Linked DNA regions of Mus musculus: region 1 is linked to region 2. The links are chromatin loops, found by intact Hi-C in ENCODE. Cell type or tissue: left cerebral cortex. All regions are shown on one strand.

Region 1 (2,500 bases), 54 kb before region 2:
GTATCCCATGTACCATCTAGTGGTTTTTATAGGAGAATGCTCACAGTTTGTACATTGTGAGAACATTCCTTAAAGACAGGAAACATTTCTGAAGCAGATTTAATTTAGAATGATATGTCAAGGCCGGTTTTTTAAATTATACATTTGTTGTCTCAAAATAACTATTAATAACAAAAGATAATTCAACATTTATGTAACTTTTTACTTTAGCTTTTGTTTTCTAGGCACACTTGGGTCATAAAATGACTTTTCAGACTTTTAAGGAAGTCTTTGCTTTTATTTTAATAGAACTTGATTTTTAGATTTTATTGTTATATTTACTTTTAACTTAGAGACTTTGAATATATAGAAAACACACCTTGCTTTGCTATAGAATGTGGAATGGTATAAGTTGAATAGAGGTGAAAAGCAGTTTTCTTAAGAAAGAGGAAACATACTTGATCTCTGCATATGTCAGTTGTTCATTCATATATCTTTTACTTTGGGGCTGTGCATAGAACCTAGAGCCTTCTGCACTCTGGCAAGTGCTCTTTGTCTCTTATCTCCAAGGTACAAATTCTAGTCCCACTCTCCTTTTGTTTTCTTTAGGGCTTCATTGCTGTGAAGAGACACCATGACCAAGGCAAACATTCAATTAGGGCTACGGTTTCAGAGGTTTAGTCCATTATCATGACAGAAAGCATGGCAACATGCAGGCAGACATGGTGCTGGAGAAGCCATAGATCAGACAGCAGCATGAGACTATCTTCTGCAGGCAGTCAGGAGGAGCCTCTGATTCTACACTGGCGGAGCTTAGAGATTTATGGCCTCAAAGCCCATCTCCACAGTGACACACTTCCTCCAATAAGGCCATACCTTCTAATAGTGCTACTTCCTACGGGCCAAGCATTCCAAAACATGAGTCTACTGGAGGGGGTGGGGAGCAGACCTAGTCAAACCACTTCATTTTTATATTTGGAAACAGGGTCTTAAGTTACTCAAGCTGGCCTTGATCTCAGTGTAGTCCAGGCAGGTCTTGAACTTGGGGTCTTCCTGCTTCAGCCTCCTCTGGTGTATAACATGTATTACCAGGCCTGTCTTATTTATCCCCTTTACATTTTGTTCCCAGGAACAGTTTAGTTTTAGATAGGGTTTAGCTTTGTTGCCTTTGACTAGGCCATTGAGTCCTTAGCATGTGTTTTTTTTTTTTTTTTTTTTTTTTTTGGTTTTGTTTTTAGGTGAAAATAAAAGGGCAGGGAGCCTTTAAAATCAAGGTACAGACTATTTTTATTTTGTAGGAAGAGTATTTTGAGATCTAAAAAAAGGGGGAAAATCTTTGCTTAAGTTTGTTGATCTTTGGCTTTCATATCTTAAAACTGCTTTGTAACAAGAAAGATTCCTAGCACAATTTCCCCTTACTTTTTGGTGGATGCAGCTGTTTATTTTTAAATAGTCTTGGCTCTGACTTGTCAGATTTAATTTGATATTATATATTATAGCAAGTAAAAAATTGGTGTGCTTGTGGAAGGATATGACCTGTGCTTCAGAGGAGTTGGAGTTTGGACAGCCTTCATGGATGCTATCATAGGGTGCTACTGATTTAGTTCTCAGGAGAACATGAGATTGCCATGGCAACAGAGGCTCTTTGAAGGTAGAAATCCTGGCAGAGTGGTTGGAGCTTTTGAAGTGCTGGGTGTGTTGATAGGAAAGGATCCAGACAGCAATAAGCACACAAGTGTAGGCCAGAAGTCAAGGAAAATAAGCATTTGGTTTTTAGCTTAACTTGAGGACAAGCACCTTTTAAGTTTTCCTCTCAATTCTGGTGTTCCTTCAAAATAAATATTTATATGAGATTTCACCTTCACTTGTATGTTGTTTCAAGAAAAAGTTTCTAGGTATGTATCATGTATATAAAGTTAGCATGGTGGTATGTATTTTGTTATTGTTGGCTTCTGATATTAAAGATAAATTGCAAGTTATCATTTCTAAAATTTAGTATTTTTTAAAACTAGTGATAAACAAACAAAATATACTTTTAATTTCTTATCTACATATGGTTGTCAACATCCTTGTACTAGTACACTCAGAACTTTATTTTTCCACACTGAATTTATCTTTAATTGTATTTCTGCTCTGTGATTCTTCTGCCTGTTTCTGGGCCATTACTTAAATGAGGCTTCTGCTTAGCATAATTTTATTTTTACTGCGTCTATAAATGCTGTTAGGTTTCATCTTTGTTACTAAACTTTGCTTCAGAGATCTTATCCTCAACTTTTTAAGACATCTATTTATTTATTTTTACTTTATGTGTATGTGTGAGTGCCTGCATGTGTCTGTGTGCACCACATGCTTGCTGATTTGGTTTCCTTGGAAGCTGAAAGAAGGCATTGGCTTCCTGGAACTGGAGTAACAGGGGGCTGTGCTACCTGGTGCGGGTGCTTGGAACTGAACCTGTACCCCCTGCAATAGCAGCAAGTTGTCTTAACTACTGAGCCATCTCTCCAGTTCTCCTTACCAAAAA
Region 2 (2,500 bases):
ATATTTGTAGATCATCTGGTAGTTATAGGTGAAGAAAAAGAGATCTTTTCAAAGATACAGGAGTGGGAAATAAAAGCACTGTACAAAATAAAAAAAGACCCTTGATAAAAGTCATGGGTATCTGTGTGTGGATGAGTGTGTATTCAAACAGACATCTCATCCTCCACTGGATGATATTGTGTTCTTCTGCGGATTCTTATGAATTCCTAATTGTACTCTTTTTATTGTGATAGAAGTCCACATAACACAAGATCTACTGGTTTAACAAGTTTTGTGTGCAGTATAGTATTATTGGGTACAATGGTTGCACAGCAGATCTTTAGAACCTTGCCGTCTTGCAAGGCTGATTGTGGTAGTCATTGGACAGTAGCTCTGAAACACACCTTCTACCCAGTTCCTGACAAATGCCATTTTACTTGCTGCTACTGTTGAGTTTTGCTACTTCCAAAACAAATTCTGGAATTTGTTATCGGTAACTGCCTTGTTTTACTTAACATAGCAACCTCCAGGTCCTCCAGTGTTGGCAATTGCAGGGTTCCTCTGTTTTTCTAACCTGAGTAATACTCCATTGTACTATATACATCACATTTTCCATATCTATTCACCATCCGTTCATCATTCAGATAGGTTGTTTTCACATCTTGGCTTTGTGCTAATGTTACAGTGGATGTGGAAGTGTGGTTTTATTTCTTTGATATTATGAGATCATTCATTTTGGGCAGCTGTCTAGACAGATTTGTTAGAGCATATGTTTGCTCTATATTTGGTTTTGGTGTGTGTTGTATGTATATAGTGTTCATGTAGGTGTGGGTATACTTATCTGTAGGCTAGAGGGAGATACTGCTGTCCTATTCTAGTACTCTCTGCCTTATTCCACACTAGCAATCCCTGAAATCTAAGCTCTCAACAATTTGGAAGTTACATATGTGTGTGACTACCTTTCCTGTTTACTTGTCTGGTGGGGATTTGACCTCAGGTCTCATGATTGTACAGTCAGTATTATTACACAGGGCTAGCTTCCCATTCTTGGTTGTTTTAATTTTAATTGTTTTGAGGAACCTTTGTAGTATTTTCCATAAAGGCAGTACCATTATGCTTCTGTCAGTAGTACAGAAGGATTTTTAAAGATGCATTTTTTGCTAGGCATAGAGGCACATGCCTTTAATCTCAGCTTGGGAGATAGAGGCAGGTGGATCTCTGAGAGTTTGAGGTCAGAGTGATCTACACAGAGAGTTCCTGAACAGTCTTTTTTGAAAGAGTTCCTGTTTCAAAAAAGATAAATATTTATCTATGTGTATGCACACATGTGCACACACACAAATGGGTTTGAATGCCTGCAAAGGCCAGAAAAGAAAATTAAATCCTCTGGAGGTGGAATTGCAGATGGTTTTGTACTGCCTGCTAAATGTGGGTACTTGGAATTGAATTCTGGTCCTCTGCAAGAGTAGCAAGTACTTCTAACTACCTCTAACCTGTAGAAGGATTTTACTTTATCCTCATGCCACTAACAGTTTATTATTATTTTTTTGTTTATATGTGTGCCATGCTTCTGGCCATGTGTGCAGGTGTGGATTCCAGAAACAGGGTACAGTATCTTCTGACTTGTCTCTTCACTGACCTGGAGGTGGTCAGCCAGTAGTGAGCTCTAAAGACCCATATCTCTCTGCCTGCTATGCTGGAATTATAGACACTGAAATGACTTTATCAATTTCAATGTTCCTTCCCTCCTTTCATATTCATCTCATGAATATGAAAGACAGCATTTATAAAATGTCATAAAGGTGTTTGTGCAAATCCATACTTTTTTCTGTTATTTTACTTCAGCCTGAAAACCTTCTAGTAGTAGTTTAGATTTGTGGTCTGTGAGTCCAGGACTATGGTTGTTTTTCATCCTGTTCTTGCATGATGTCATTTCATTGTCTTCTGGCACTCGCTGCTTCTCATGAGAAGTTGGTATTTCCTTGAATCATTTTCCTTTTATGAAATACTTTTTTCTGCCTGTAGTAACATTTTCCTCTTTGCATTTTGATTGCCATAGGCATGGGTATAGTTAGTTTATAATTCTGCACAGAGATTGCTGAACTTGCTGGGTTTGTAAGTTGATCTTTTTCATTGATTTGGAGAAAAGCCTACCAGCTCCACCCCAACTCTTCAGCTGATCTACTTTGGTGTGTTTAGACCTGTTAGTATTACCTAGCTTAAATTTCTGCATTTCTCCTTTAATTTTATTTATGTTCCGTTTATATATTTTTATATATACCACTTATTTGCTGTTCTACTCATTATTAAGCTTTTCCAGTGCATATTTCTTTCAAATAACATGTTACTATATTCCTGAATTCCATTTTAGGTAATTCTTCCTGCAAAAATGTGTCCATTTATTGTTACTATTTTTTCCCTAAAAAGTGTTTGAACAATTACAATAGCTGCTTTAAAATTCCATTCTGCTTATTCAGACAGTGGTGTGGGTCACTTCTTTCCTAGACTCATATTACATTCT

What was found. Hi-C counts contacts between places; a loop is a spot of excess contacts. Peaks named below come from ENCODE experiments on the same cell type or tissue, not always from the same donor. Only the 100,000 strongest peaks of a DNase experiment are listed, where the experiment ranks them.
Region 1: a loop joins it to region 2, with 2.1 times the contacts of the local background. A loop is called at or near these places in 3 of 42 quality-filtered maps.

Annotation. Positions count from the first base shown.
Region 1 is chr9:72,083,455-72,085,954 of GRCm38, reverse strand. The region is part of intron 3 of Tcf12 (transcription factor 12); the gene reads left to right. Among named protein-coding and RNA genes, the nearest start is that of Tcf12, 27 kb to the left of the region's middle. In left cerebral cortex, a CTCF peak has its summit at 1,026; a DNase peak (open chromatin) is centred at 1,615; H3K27ac peaks cover 1,704 bases.
Region 2 is chr9:72,029,217-72,031,716 of GRCm38, reverse strand. All of the region lies in intron 3 of Tcf12 (transcription factor 12), which reads left to right. Among named protein-coding and RNA genes, the nearest start is that of Tcf12, 81 kb to the left of the region's middle. In left cerebral cortex, no CTCF peak of the experiment used is centred here; DNase peaks (open chromatin) are centred at 750 and 1,286; H3K27ac peaks cover 803 bases.